3 separate regions of the Homo sapiens genome follow, and regions 2 and 3 are each linked to region 1. Evidence: chromatin contacts called from ENCODE Hi-C or POLR2A ChIA-PET data. All regions are on one chromosome and are shown on one strand. The core of a region is the stretch at or near the end of the contact, and the rest is flanking DNA. Distances in the headings are between cores, read along the strand shown.

What was found. A loop is a pair of places that touch in the nucleus more often than their neighbours do. ChIA-PET counts read pairs that join two places held with the same protein, here RNA polymerase II (POLR2A). Pooled maps may share reads with other maps.
Region 2: a loop to region 1 is called in a pooled map, with 6 times the contacts of the local background. The contact joins the promoter of HS6ST1 here to the promoter of TSN in region 1. A Hi-C loop is called at or near these places in 1 of 168 maps with a recorded cell type or tissue (CD4-positive, alpha-beta T cell) and 2 of 50 pooled maps. POLR2A ChIA-PET finds 5 or more read pairs at or near these places in 1 of 52 experiments (T-cell).
Region 3: a loop to region 1 is called in a map of CD8-positive, alpha-beta T cell, with 11 times the contacts of the local background. The contact joins the promoter of IWS1 here to the promoter of TSN in region 1. A Hi-C loop is called at or near these places in 2 of 168 maps with a recorded cell type or tissue (CD8-positive, alpha-beta T cell and naive thymus-derived CD4-positive, alpha-beta T cell) and 4 of 50 pooled maps.

Annotation. Positions count from the first base shown.
Region 1 is chr2:121,752,850-121,757,813 of GRCh38, reverse strand. It overlaps TSN (translin), which reads right to left and starts at 2,163. Exons shown (of 6, transcript NM_004622.3): 1 at 1,969-2,163; 2 at 481-574. The coding sequence starts at 2,034. RefSeq lists an enhancer at 2,109-2,298.
Region 2 is chr2:128,316,513-128,321,476 of GRCh38, reverse strand. HS6ST1 (heparan sulfate 6-O-sulfotransferase 1) reads left to right here and starts at 2,609. Exons shown (of 2, transcript NM_004807.3): 1 at 2,609-3,440. The coding sequence starts at 2,914. RefSeq lists silencers at 2,267-2,676, 3,371-3,600 and an enhancer at 4,602-4,751.
Region 3 is chr2:127,524,366-127,529,329 of GRCh38, reverse strand. IWS1 (interacts with SUPT6H, CTD assembly factor 1) reads left to right here and starts at 2,841. Exons shown (of 14, transcript NM_017969.3): 1 at 2,841-3,155. The coding sequence starts at 3,122. RefSeq lists enhancers at 2,242-2,311, 2,552-2,601, 2,862-2,921, 3,452-3,511, 3,522-3,601 and 1 more and silencers at 2,347-2,520, 3,162-3,271.

The sequences.
Region 1 (4,964 bases), core at 914-3,413:
GTGATGGCGGGCACCTGTAACACCAGCTACTCAGGAGGCTGAGGCAGGAGAATTGCTTGAACCCAGGAGGCGGAGGTTGCAGTGAGCTGAGATGGCACCACTGCACTCCAGCCTGGGCAACAAGAGTGAAACTCCGTCTCAGAAAAAAAAAAAATTAAAAAAATAATAATAAACCCTTTTCCCGCTTACCCTGAGAATACTGTGCTGGCAGAGAGCTGCACTTTTTTTTTCTAAACAGGAAATGGGTTAAGCAATTGTAATTATCATCAGTAGAATGCCCTCGCAATAGAAAACATCTCTGTTTAAACCATACTGTGTGGAAGTGGAAGAAAAATCAACCAAAATTATCAAATCACCTACTTCTTCAATTTTTACTCACCATAAAGCATGATAGCCATTTTTCATTATAAAATGTCTTCTGGATAGAAACTCTCCCTCTAAATAAGAGACTGATAATTGGATACAAAACAAAGAACTTACTGTCCTGAAACCCAGCACCCTGATGGACCCCTTGCAGTAGAGTTAAAATCTCTCGAGCTGTTTGTTCTAAACTCTGTACAACTTTTCTGATTTCCTAGAGAGAATTAAAAATAAAAATCAGATACTCAACAGAATCATTGTCATACACTCACACAAAACACATTAGATAGCTTATGTGATCTATCATAACCAAGTTTGAATCCTGACTTTTCCACTTATTTCCTCTGTAAGACTTCAAAAAGTCACTAAAAAGCCTTAGATTCCTCAGATACCCTTTAAAGAATAATAGCCACCCATTAAACCCAAGTATTCAATTGGGACATTATAATGGATGACGTGTGTGAACGCAACTTGCAAAATGAAGAGTTAAATGCAACACAAGAGTCGGGTATTTCTAATTCTTTTTTCTTTTTTTTTTTTTTTTTGAGACGGAGTCTCGCTCTGTCACCCAGGCTGGAGTGCAGTGGCGCGATCTCAGCTCACCGCAACCTCCGCCTCCCGGGTTCACGCCATTCTCCTGCTTCAGCCTCCCGAGTAGCTGGGATTACAGGTGTGCGCAACCATGCCCAGTTAATGTTCTTTTATATTTTTAGTAGAGACAGGGTTTCCCCATGTTGGCCAGGCTGGTCTCAAACTCCTTACCTCAGGTGATCTGGCCGCCTCGGCCTCCCAAAATGCTGGAATTACAGGCATGAGGCGCCGCTCCCCGCCTCTAATTCATTTTTAAAATATTCACTGAGCATACTTATGTGCGAGGCACTGTGTAAATACCGGGGAACCAAGCACACAATCCCTTCCCTCTGGCGGTTTAACATACAATGAGGGAGAAGATTTTTTTAAAATAATCAATATTACACACATTAAAAAAAGTTAATGTGCTACTAGAAAACATAACAGGAAATAGATCGCTTAGACTGTGACGCCAATGAGATAAATACGAGACAATCAGGAAAAGAACGGGAAAGAAGCAAATTCCAGGAAAAGCAAACAGGCAGGAAGCTATTTGGGGCACTAGAAGAGGTAAAGTGAACATCATACACAAAGACAGAGAGCATAAACGAGATTGAAGAGAAACCATGTGAGCCACAGTAGAGTCTGATTTTTTATCCTGTGTGGCATAGGAAATCACAGGAGAGTTTTAAGCAGATCACATGTGCTTTTAAGACACCAACAAAAATACACGAAACGCTCATTCGCTGAAGACCAGGTGCTAATCGAGCCTTCGATATAAACAAGTGCTGAAAAGAAGGAAAACTGACACAAACGAGGCAAGTGATGCTGAGAAGCTGAGACTCGAACACGGGGAATCAGGACAGAGCAGCAAAATTTTGGGCGGGGGCGGGGAGTGCCTAACCTAAAGCTAGAGGGGAAGCAACCCACCCTCGGAGGCGTCCCCACCGCCCGAGACTGAGCGACAGAGGAGGGCCGGGCGAAGTGGCCCAACTAGGCATGGAAAGGCAAAGGGAATGGGGAAGGGAGGGGGCTCGCCTCTCGGATGTCCTGCTCGGCAGCCAAAAAGCCCTGCAGCTCCACGAAGATCTCGCTCACAGACATGGCGCCGGCTGCACAACAATCAGCCAGTGTAGCAAGGGCGGCCAAGGAAGTGGACGCCGCAGGCAACCAGCGCAATCAATCGCAACGGCCGCCGCTACCGCCGCGTCCCCCCGGTCTTACGCCACGACCGTCGCTAGGGTCCTCCGAGGCTCGCGGCGCGCCGGAGGACGGGCTGTCCGCCGCGCTGCCTGAGGCGCCGTCCGCTGCGTTCGGAACCGAGGCGCGCGTCCAAAGGGCAGAGGAGAGGGAGAGTGGGCGGGGCCTCAGTCTGAGGCCTTCAGACAGGCATCGCCAGAAACAACCTGCGAAGGCGGCCCTCGGAGCACGTGGGCCTGAGGGAGGGCGGGGACGGGCGTGTAGGTGGTGCGGGCAAGTGGGGCTGGTTAGCTTATATGTGTGTATTTATTTCATACACAACAACAGTTGGAGGGAAATATTTGACAACGAAAGAGTATGCACAAAAAACAGGTGCAGAAGAATGTAGAGAGAGTTCAGCCTTCGTGAGAGAGTAGGGGGCCAGTGCATTTCCAAAAAAAAGGAAAATAAAAGTAACGTATGTAGGACTGTGAGTAGGGAATGGATTGGGAGCGAAAATTTTCTGTGTAGATCTTTTAATGTCTTCTCTGTATGGCTGTATTACCTATTTTTAAATTAAACGGCTTTTTTAAGCGTGTGCGGTGGGATGTTTCTCTTTCCACTCACACCTTGTCCTAATTCCCCTTCCATGCCCTATAACGGTTTCCCCTTTCATGCCCTATAACGGTTTCCCCTTTGTTCTTGAAGAGTTATTTCATACACACATACTGTGTGTGTGTTCTTGAACAGTTATTCCATACACAAATACAGTGTGTGTGTGTGTTGCACTCGCCAGATGAATTGGAATGATTCTTATCAACTAAATGATAATTTATTGCTTGCTTTGTTTCTGACATTATTCTAAACTCTTTACATGAAGGATCATATTTAATTCTCATTATATGAGAATAATTTCATGTCCATGAAGAAGACAGTAAGACCACTAGCACCTACATTTTTAAAAAACTATCGGCCGGGCGCAGTGGCTCACACCTGTAATCCCAACACTTTGGGAGGCCAAGGCGGGCAGATCACAAAGTCAGGAGTTCGAGACCAGCCTGACCAACATGGTGAAACTCCGTCTCTACTAAAGATACAAAAACTAGCCGGGCGTGGTGGCGCGCGCCTGTAATCCCGGCAACTCGGGAGACTGAGGCAGAAGAATCGCTTGAACCCGGGAGGCACAGGTTGCAGTTAGCCGAGATCACACCACTGCACTATAGCCTGGGCAACAGACTCCGTCTCAAAAAAAATAAAAAACCCTTTCTTATCTCGTGTTTGTTCTCCCAAAACCCATTCGTCTGTCCTAAAGAATCCTATTTGTTCTCATACAAACTTTCGTCACCTCTCCGTTTTACCTAGAGTTAGGCACACAAGCCACTAACTGGTTTTTTGTTTCTTTCTTTTCTTGTGTGGTTTTCGTTATTGTTGTTTTGTTCTGTTTCATTTTTTGGTCTCATTACGTTGCCCAGTCGGGTCTTGAACTCCTGGGCTCAAGAAATCCTCCTGCCTCAGCCTTTCAAAATGCTGGGATTACAGGTATCAACCACTGCGCCCAGACATAAACCTCTAACCATTTAGTAGGCTAGCTACTTATTTTGCTAGCTCCAGCATCCATGCAAATAAGCCTTTTTTGGGAGTGTCCTATAAAAAGTTTAATTAGACCCTATTAGTCGATGGTGTTGTTGAGTTCTTATATGCCCATGCTGATTTTCTGTTCCGTTAATCTGTCTTTTGTCAGTTTAATTTGCAGGCCCTGGCTGGGCATGGTGGCTCACACCTGTAATCCCACCACTTTAAGAGGCTAACGAGGAGGATCACTTGAGCCCAAGAGTTCGAGACCAGCCTGGGCAACATAGTGAGACCGCCATCTCTACAAAAAATGTTTTGAAAATTGGCTGAACATGGTAGCGCATGCCTGTGGTCCCAGCTACTTCAGAGGCTGAGGTGGGAGGATCACTTGAGCTCAGGATGCCACGGCTGCAGTGAGCCATGATTGTGCCACTGCACTCAAGCCTGGGTGACAGAGTGAGACCCTGCCTCAAATAAATAATTTTTTGGAGGCCCCCATAAACTGAACAAAATATAATAAAGAGAAAGCTTTTCCTTCCCAATACTAGCTTCATAAAGAACTGGAAAGTGTTCCCTTCTGGTCTATTATCTGGAAGAGCTTATGCAGATTGCTGTTTGTTCTTTAAGTAGTTGTAGAATTCTCTGCTGAAACCTTCTCCAACGAAACCTTCTTTGGAGATCTCTTTTGGGGAATTTTTATTGCAAATTCAATTTCCTAATAGTCATAGTGCTACTCAAAGTATCTTTTTCTTTAAGAGATGGGGTCTCGCTCTGTCAGCAGGTGATTCTTCTGCCTCAGCCTACCCAGTAGCTGGGACTATAGGCACATGCCACCACACCTGGCTAATTTTTGTCTTTTTTGGTAGAGATGGGGTCTGGCTATGTTGCCCAGGCTACAAAGTATCTATTTAATATTGGGTGAGCTATGGTAGCTGTGTTTTTTTAAAGGAATTGGTTCATTTAGTCTAAGTCATTTATTTGAATAGAGTTGTTTATAGTATTTCCTTATATTCTTTTGTCATCTTCAGGCTCTCTAGTGCCACCCTGTATTTCATTCCTGATAGAAAGAATTTATCCATTTTCTCTGTTTCTCTTTGTCAATCTTGCTGGAGGTTTATCCACTTTATTGATCTCTTAAAATAACTAGTTCTCTGTTTAATTTTTTTTTTTTTTTGAGATGGAGTCTCTGTCACTTGGGGTGGAGTGCAGTGACGTGATCTCGGCTCACTGCAACCTCCGCCTCCTGGGTTCATATGATTCTCCTGCCTCAGCCTCCCGAGTAA
Region 2 (4,964 bases), core at 1,360-3,859, 6.6 Mb before region 1:
GCGGGGAGTAGCGGGAAGTGGTGGGGAGTAGCGTGATGCAAGCTGCCCCGCCAACGAGGGCTCGAGCTGCCTTCCACTCGGCTCAAGTGTCCACTGATTGATGGGTGGCTCATCTGACTTGACTTTCAGAGCCCAGAAACTCACCTACAGCCTTAGGGTCTCAGGTGCCTGTGCAGGGCTTCAATCAAAGTGGAAGACTGAGCAAAGTCCTGTAGCCAGCCAGGCAGATTTCCCTCCTCTTAAAAGAATTCTAGAAAGAAAGGGCTTCCTGGCTAATGTGAGTGCTTCCCATCAGCCAGTGTGGCAGGTATGAAGTTGGATTAAATAGCTTGTTCTGGGAGATGTTGCTCCATGGGTCAGGCTGCTCTGGCTCCCATTCAAGGGTGGGACCTTATCACAGGCACTTCGTCCCTGCCTGGGCCTCAGTTTCCCCCTTGGGACAGTGAGATCATCACAGGGTGGAGCCATGGCCCAAGTACCGATGGCTTCGTTGGCCTTCGGAGCTGCTCCAGCTTTCCCTTGAACACTCTGGGCCCACGTTCCCCCTTGGTGGCAGTGACGGTCACCAGGCTCTCAGGAGTGGCCCCTGTAGACGCTCTCATCCCTGGCCTAGGGAGCTGGGGCAAGTGCAGAGGTGGGGAAGGGGAGGGTTCTGGGGCTCACAGCAGGAATCAGGATCCCAGCTCTGCTGACTCTCATGGGGTGAGAGTGGTTGACCTTGGAACCAGGGTCTTAACCCCTTTGAACCTCAGTTTTCTCTTCTGTAAATGGATATCACAGCCTACCCCCGCAGATTTGCTGATGGAATTGGAAATGACACCTCTACAATGCCTGGCACCCAGCAGGTCTCCAAAAGAGCAGCCTTAATTATGATGTAGCACGAGGATCCTTATCTGGGTAAGGACATCTGGGGGGTGGACCCGGGGCAGCTGTGCTCCCCTAGGCCACACAGGAAGGCTCCCCAGGGCTCAGGCACAGACTGCGTCAAGGGGCTGCAGGCAGGTCCAAGCACACTGCAGGGCGGCCCCACCTGTGTCCCATGGGGACTGCACCCCCACTCCTATAGGAATGAGTCACTTCTGGAGAAGCTTGTCCAAGCTGCCCCCAGGACCCTCGGGCCAGGGACAGTTTTAAAGCAGCCTACAAGATGAGCAGGGGCTTTGGGGCCCTAGGTCCCACTGAGGACCCCACACCATGGACTCCAGGGTGCGCTGGGCTGTGTTGAGGGTTCTGCACCCGCCTGTCCACAGCGGATATTCTTGCGGTCCCTTTGGAAAATGCATGCCGCCCGCTCAGCTGGGTTTGGGGTGTTGGTTTTTCCAGCTCTCTGGGTTTGCTTCCAGGAGGGCTTTCTGGTGTGATGTTGTCTACGTTTAACAGCTTTACTGAGGCATAATTGACACCCCATGATCGCTTCCGGTCCCTAACAGAACGGAAGGCAGGGCACCACCCCGCCTCCCCCCCCACCCCGTCCCCGGCAGGGCTTGACGTGGACACTGGGAGCCCACGCCTGGCAGCCAGACTCGCTCCCAGAGCCCTCGCTGGCCTGAACCAACACACTAGGGCCCACCGCGGCCGGCCCTGCAGCTGTGAGATCCTGGCAGGTCCCAGCCCCACTCCTGCGCTTCCGACGGGCTGCAGCCTCCGAGTACTGCCAGAGCCCAAGCAGTGTGAGTGGGCACCTGGCGGGACCCCCCGCCCCACGAATGCCGCGCGTGCTTGCCAGGCTGGGCGGCGGCGAGTGAGGAGCCCGCACCACCCGGCCCACACACGAGCCAACGTGGAGCGAGCCCTCCGCAGCCAGGTTGGGCCCGGGCCGCTGGACTCTCCAACCAACCCACGAAAGACAGAATATTTGGTGGGCACTCACGATTCTTAAGAATTGGCTCAATGTTTTATAACTCTTTCATTGGAGTATAATAAACATGGATGGGGGAAAATGCACCTCGTCTGATATTCTTTTCAAACAAGGAGGAAGCCATAAAGCCGCTCCGCAGGCCTCTGCAGACAGCCCAACATCTCTTCAATGCGGGGCTGCGGGGCACTGTCCCAAAGCCAGCCGCAGGGGTGAGGGGGTCGAGCAGGAAAGGAAAGCCTCGCTTTCCCTCTCGGTCCTGGTGGTGGGCGGCCCCCGCCGCCCTGGTCCCTGGAAGTGCAGCCCAGTAGGCTAGCGTCTAACTTCAGCGCCCCAGCGTGCAAGGTCAAGGCCTTTCCTCCCGCGCGGGCTGCGGGGACGTGGGCGGCTGGGACTTGGGGAGGAGGGGGTACGGACCCAGGCTCCAGAAGCGCCAGCCGCCGCGCCCCCTCACCGCGGCCCCCGCCAGGAGAGCCTCCCACGCCTCGGCTCCGCACTGCCGGTTGGTCCCCCACTCCCCTGAGGGCGGAATCACTTCCCAGTCGCTGGCTGCCCGCCTGCTAGCGGCCTCGCCACCGCAGCAGACCCAGGTCCCGCGCCCAGCACCCGCGGCGAACCCCGGCACTCCGGAGGCGGGGCCGAGGATCGGCGCGGGCGGCGACGGCAAGAGACGCCACGGGGGCGGGCCAGGGGCGGACCGGGGCGGGGCGGCGGCGGCGGACTGCGGAGACGCGGCGGCGCGCGGGGCGGCGCAGAGCGTTCTCGGCGCGGAGTGGAGCGGAGCGGGCTGGTGCTGGGGGCGCGGAGAGCGCTGTGCTGGCCGGGGCCGGGAGCGGGGCCGAGCGGGAGCGGAGTCGGGCGTCGGGCCCGGGGAGCCGGGGCCGGGCGGGGAGCAGCCATGGCACCGCGGAGGGTCGGGGCCCGCGCCGCTGCGGGCGGCCTGGGCGCCGAGTAGCCGGGCCGGGCCGGAGCGCGGGCGGCGGCGGAGGCAGCTGCGCCCGCGCCTCCTGCCCTCCCAGGCCCCGCGCCCCGCGCCCGGGCCCCGGCGATGGTGACACATGCGGCGGCGGCGCGCCGGCGGCAGGACCATGGTTGAGCGCGCCAGCAAGTTCGTGCTGGTGGTGGCGGGCTCGGTGTGCTTCATGCTCATCTTGTACCAGTACGCGGGCCCAGGACTGAGCCTGGGCGCGCCCGGCGGCCGCGCGCCGCCCGACGACCTGGACCTGTTCCCCACACCCGACCCCCACTACGAGAAGAAGTACTACTTCCCGGTCCGCGAGCTGGAGCGCTCGCTGCGCTTCGACATGAAGGGCGACGACGTGATCGTCTTCCTGCACATCCAGAAGACGGGCGGCACCACCTTCGGCCGCCACCTCGTGCAGAACGTACGCCTCGAGGTGCCGTGCGACTGCCGGCCCGGCCAGAAGAAGTGCACCTGCTACCGGCCCAACCGCCGCGAGACTTGGCTCTTCTCCCGCTTCTCCACCGGCTGGAGCTGCGGGCTGCACGCCGACTGGACCGAGCTCACCAACTGCGTGCCCGGCGTGCTGGACCGCCGCGACTCCGCCGCGCTGCGCACGCCCAGGTGAGCGCCCGGGCGGCGGGATCCTCGCGCAGCTGCGCCCCCGAGGCCGGGCCGTATGCCCGCCGTGCTGTACTGGGTCGGCCCTGCCTTCCCTACCCCCTTCTGCCCTCTTGGGGGCCCCCACTCGCCGGCACCCCTCCCGACCTGCCGAGCGCCCGAGGCTCCCAGCTCCTCTGGGTGAGCCGGCTGTCACCGCGCTTTCTGACCTCGCTCTCACTCTCTTCCTTGCCTTGTGCTGCCCTACTGCCGGCTTGACTGCGCAGCGCCCGGGTTTTCTCCAGGGTCCCCGCCCGCTGCCCTCGGGCCACCTTACCTGCTGTGCGCCGTGAGGTCTGGCCCGCCGGACTTGGGGACGCGGGCTTCTGGGTGTGTGCGTGGCCTACCTGGAGTGTTGGCTTCCCCGTGCCGCTTCGGTGCTGTGGTCCCAAAAGTGGAAGTGAGAGTAGTGAGGTGCCGCCCCTGTGCCTGGAGTGCCTGCCTTCAGAGGGTGGGGGAGCTGCCAGGGAAGGGGGCTGGCTCTGCCCGCCTGCCTGCCGGTGTGTGCAGGTAGAACAAAGGCCCTGTTGACCTGGGGCTGGGGGCGGGGAGGAGGCAGTACCGCCTGTCCTCCCAGTGGGGCCTGCCAGCCGAATTCTTCCAGGCACAGGCTTGCCTGGAGAGAGGAACAAAAGCCACCCGATGGGGGACCACCTTCCCCAGGAAGCTACCAGCCAGGTTGGGGGTAGTTGAGCTGGTCCAGGGAACCTGTGCTGCCACACCCCTTCTCTGGGGTCCCCCAGCCCCATGTCAGAGCTGAGCTGCGTGAGGACACAGAGCATGGGAGGGGTGCCGGGGCAGCTCTTCTGGGAAGCCGTTTGTAGGGGAACCTGGGGTGCTGCTGGGTTTCCAGCAGTTAAAGTTGGGGTTATTTTCCTCCTGTTCCTGTTGGTGCCCATTCGTCCTGCAGGGATGCCCTGCGGGGCCTTTCTCCCCAAAGTCTGGGCTGGGAAGGGCCAGGAGCAGGGCTTCTTGTCTGCCTTTTGTTTCTCTTCCAAATTTGCCTTAGGACTGAATTTGCAGACAGGCTGGTGGTAGGAGGCTGGGCGGTTGTAGGCGTGTTGGCTGGCACTCTTGGGTCCAGAGGCTGTAGGCTCTCAGGTGTGCCTGGGGAGCCTGGAAGGTCCAGCCAGCCTGGAGCTGAGCAGAGTCCGAGACACTGCTCCCCTGCACAGACCTCAATCCTTGCTCTGTGGTCTTTCTCAGGCTGTCAGGAAATTGGGGTCCTAGAGTTGGAGGGGCATCTTCCCACTTTTCTTTCTCCCCCCTCCCCCAACTGTACACACACACACCCACACACACACACACACTGCAGCTCCCAGCCTGGGAGGTGATGTTCTGAGCCTCTTACAGCCACATTCTACACTTGGCGGTCACAGAGCTGCCTGTCTAGGGCCCCTGAAGGATTGCTTCCGGCCCAGCACTTAGTCTGCTCTGCACAGATGCACGTTCCTGCTGCAGGGCCCCCCTAACCCTGGTCCAGCTTCT
Region 3 (4,964 bases), core at 1,592-4,091, 5.8 Mb before region 1:
AGCGAACCAAGATTGTGCCACTGCACTCCAGCCTGGGTGACAGAGCGAGATCCCATTTCAAAAAAAAAAAAAAAGTTTGAATTATTTAATTTCACAATATTCTGTCCCAGGAATCATTATATAATATATATATTTATATCATGTATAATATTATACAAGTAATATATATAACATATTATACATTATAATTATATATGTGCATTTAGCTTCATGACAACTCTGTGACATAAATGGTACTGTTATCCCCAACTTATAGATGAGGACGTTGAAGCACAGAGAGGTTCAGCAACTTGCTCAAGGTCACGCAGCTAGTAAGTTTCATTTGTGTCTTCCCTGGTAGGGCTTGCTAGTGGCTCAAGCACAAGAAGCTGGGTCAGACTTAGAGACCTGGATTCTCTGACGTAGAAAAAAGCTAAGAGTACTTGAAACCTGATTCAACCCTCTCATTTGATACATGTGGAAACTGAGGCTCATAGAAGGCTGGTAGCTTGTCCCAGCTTACTAAGTACAATAAGCCCAGCGATAGGCCCACAGCCTAGGGCTCTAAGCCCCCAGTCTACAGCTCTGATGGTGCCAGGCTATTTATATTATGCGGCCTCTTGCTCCCTGACATGTTCAGCAGATGGCAGTGTCTTCAGAGTGTCTCCAAATAAATCTTACATTCACTTAGGGAATGCAGCGTCTCTGGGTTATCTGTTAAGGGAGGAAGCATTGTGGACTGCTGCAAGTTTGCCTCTCCATTCTTCTGTCATTAGCACCCTTGGTGTGGGAAACAGCCTATCTTCTGGGTGCCTCCCTACCACCGCCATGGGCCAACTGTACTGGGGTGGGGTGTGATGGGTAAGGAGATGGCAGTCCTGAAAATGTAAGGCAGCCAAGACTCAGAAAGACACATCTGTGCCACTACAGAATTTCTCTACCAGGATCCAGGAGGGACAGCCAGCTGGTAGGAAGGAGCTCTGGGAACTCTCCGTAAGCTGTGTTTACACTGACAACCACACTGCTTTAACTAAGGCTCTGTATTCATTTGAAAGACTTGTCCTGTCTCACTAAATTGTTGGCTTTCTGAGTACAAAAATTAGATCTGATGCTTCTTTGCAGGCTTCTAGAGCTAAGAACATTGTTGTGTGTCCAGAGTGTTTCTATCCTTTCTCCAAACCACCAGTACAGTTAGTTTTAACGCTAAAATTCAGTAATTTTCATCCGGCAATTGCATTGTTTATAACCCAACCACTTTCCTGACTGTTGGACTTACATCTCTGGTGAAACTAAAAGGTTCTCTTCCACTGAACCTCCGCCTGGAATTTTGATCTATTAATCCTGCTCCATTTACACAGGTGTACTCTCACCTTCTCTTTAGAAGAGGGCTTAGAGCCTTGATATCTTCTATCAAGTGATTCGGTTTCGGGCATTGCTAATTCTTTGTTCTTTTGATTCTCAAGACTGCCTGAGAAGATGTCATTCCCACAGCTGAAAAGAAGGAATTTGGATTCAATGCTGTTTCCACCACTTCGGAAAGGAATATCCATGAACTCTCTTGCAGGAAAATGGGAATTTCCAGAGAGAAACCACTTCTCCCCTTTCTTCTCTTCCCACGTCCTCTTCAGGAGCCTATAATTGGGCTCTGCCAGCATACTCTGACTGGCTAACGAAGGGTCAGATATCTGCAGTAGTAACAAAAGGCTCTTTTTCTACATGTCTACACCTCCTGGGGAGTCTTTGCTTAAACCTCTACTGGCCCTCCTCCGATCCAAAGGCAAGAATGTTCCCCTCTCTGTCCAAGACTAAAATGAACAAGTAAGGAAATGGATTTTACTCAGCCTATTGCAATAGGGAGAGCACTCCAGATATGATCAGTGTCTTGGCAGCGTAGTTTTGACTTTTATAGGGAGGAAGGTGGGATGATTGACAGTTGGGATTGTTTTGCAATCAGGAGAAGTTTCAGTCAGGTGAACAGGAAATGTTCTCTGTGTCTAACAAGTTGGGGGGAGGAGAGTTCTAATCTCAACTAATCACTCGATATCATCAGCGGGAATTTGGAAGGTCTGTTTGGCTTTATTAACAGGCTCAGAATAAAGGGGAAAGGTCTCTGGCCTTGTCACAGGCAAACAAGGGGGTCATCTGCACGCGTTTTATCTGAGTCACATGGAGACGGGTGGTTCTTTACAGTGTGCCGTTCCAGAAACACAAATAGATGAGGGGGTTTCTTAATCACCGCTGTTTTCCAGGAACACAGGGCTCAGGTAAAGTTCAACTTCACCTTCCTCCGGTGTTTCATCAGGGGAACCCTTCTGGAAGCAAAGACGTGTACTTCTTACTGTTGGCTAAATGGCTTCTTAACAAGGAAATTAAATCGTTGTTTAGAATGAAAGAGAGGAAGACGCCGGGAGAGGAGGCGCTGTGGATCGCGCCAGTTAGTAACGCATCACAGCTCGCGGGCGTCATACTACAAGTCCCAGTGAGCAACGCCCGCTTTCTTGCCTACTGCGGGCGGGAACCAGGCGCCTCTGGGCCTGACGGGAAAGACAGTGGTTTGGCTGAATGACGGAAAAGTCATTTGAGCAGGTCTTCATTTTTCGGAAGAGTATCTCAAAAGCTCTTCAAACAAGGCACGGACACAGAATCTAGGAAATGATAAAGAATCAATGATAACGTTATTACCACGGGGGTCAGACCAGGATCCACCCGAGGAAGGTATTTAACTAAAGCCCGAGTTCCAGCTCAATTTTCCCAGGAGTCTCCTTTCCGGCCGTGCCTGGCGTCATTGCTGTTGCGTCTTCTCATTGGCCGGTTGACGGGTTGCGGCGCCTGCGCGCTGCATTCCTTTGAGGGTCGTGGGCAGACGCCATTTTGGCCCCAGCGGTGCTTCTAGGAAGTAGAACGCCGGCTCGCATGCCTGCCCGCCCGCCAGCCTGCCGGGTACGGCCTTTTCCGCCGGGGCTTCCAGGTCAAAGAATTCGCCTTTGCCGCTACCGCTTTCTTACCCTCCGCACCCGTTAAGTTCTCCGGTCGGGCGGCAGTCTCTGAACACTTAGCCGCGCCATCCGGGGTCACACCGCCTGGAAGGAGGTGACGGGGGCGGCGCGGGGCGCGGACACTCCCCGCTGAGAGTCCGCCTGCCATGGACTCGGAATATTACAGCGGCGACCAGTCAGGTGGGGCAGGGACCTGGGGGACCGGGCTGGGAGGCGGAGCAGTTACTCGGCGGGGCTTGGCCTGGCACCCCGCGGGTGGGGGCAAGGAGGCCCCCCGAAACCTTCCCTCCCGCGACCCGGCCCGAGGAGGGCAAGAGCCCTCTGACCAGCTGCAAGCGTCGAAGCTAGAACGTTGGAGAGGGGATTCTGGTGGGAAAGCTTTCTTCTGAATCGGCGAAGGTTTTTGCTGAAATTGGGAAGTCACTTTCATATGTTAAGCTCCTATTGTGTGCAGGGAAGGAGAGGTGTCTTCTGTTAAGAGAGTTTTCAGTAGTTGAGTAGTTGGAGAATCCAAGGGGCGTTGGGGCGGGGGATCCTTCCTAGACTTTTCACTGCTAGTTAGGAGTGGTTTAATCTTGCTTGCAACACCGGACGTAAGTGCAGGACCCATGTTTCAGTTGCATGCATAGAGTAAGGAATGCGCTTCTGGCACTTACTGGTGGTTTTTGTGCCTTTCCTCCACCTTGAGATCGTTCCTCTTCCTCCTCACCGAAGTTTGGTCTCCTTTCTTTACTGTTTGTTTATTCTGTAAGCTGTTACTGGGGCCCACTCTGCTGGCACGGTGCTTGGCACCTGAGATTAAGGATAAGTGAGGCAGAACCTGGTGTGGGAAACACGTCGCATTTGCTTTCCCTTTGTGTGCTAGTCCTGTTGGGGCGTTCTGTTACAAAAGTTCTTAAATACACCATAAATAAATACACCCTCTATGTACCCACAAAAATTGAAAATTAAAAAGAAAACTTGAGTGCTTAAATAATTGTTTAAGCGTTAAGCCCTTTACTGTTTTGAGTTCATTGCTTTTCCTTACGTAGGACAGTGAATTCTAATGACTGCAAAGCGTTTTCCAGGCATGCACTGCTTAAAAACACTTTCCTAAGCCAGGTGCGGTGGATTATGCCTGTAATCCCAGCACTTTGGGAGGCGTAGGCGGCCGATGGCTTGAGCCCAGGAGTTCGAGACCAGCCTGGGCAACATAGTGAGACCAACACCACCCCCACCCCCCATGCCCGTACCCCACCCCCCTACGCCCCTACCCCACCCCCCTACTTCGTCTCTACAAAAAAATGCAAAAATTAGCCGAGTGTGGTGGCATACACCTGTAGTCCCAGTTACTCAGGAGGCTGAAGTGGGAGGATCCTTTGAGCCCTGAGCCCGGGAGGCAGAGGTTGCAGTGAGCGGAAGTTGCACCACTGCACTCCAAGCCTGGGCGACAGAGCAAGACTCTGTCTCAAAAAAAACAAAAACAAAAACAAAAACAAAAAAACACTTTCCTGATACTTTCAGAATAGTTTTTTTTCCATTCATTTGTGTTTTTAAGTTACTTTTTAAAAAGTAGACCGAGCACGGTGGCAAACACCTGAGGTCAGGAGTTTGAGACCAGCCTGGCCAACGTGGTGAAGCCCATCTCTACTAAAAATACAAAAAATTAGCCAGGCGTGGTGGCGGGCACCTGTAATCCCAGCTACTCAGGAGGCTGAGGCAGGAGAATCACTTGTTGAACCCGGGGGGGTGGAGGTTGCAGTGAGCTGAGATCACACCATTGCACTCCAGCCTGGGCCAAAAGAGCAAAACTGTGTCTCCAAAAAAAAAAAAAGTAATTATATGTAATACATGTATATAGGTTAAAATACGATTTTACTCTGTATTTTTTAAAGTATTGGGGCTGGGTGTAATCCCAGCACTTTAGGAGGCAAAGGCAGGAGGATTGCTTGAGGCCAGGAGTTTGAGACCAGCCTGGGCAACATAGCAAGACCCCATCTCTACAAAAAT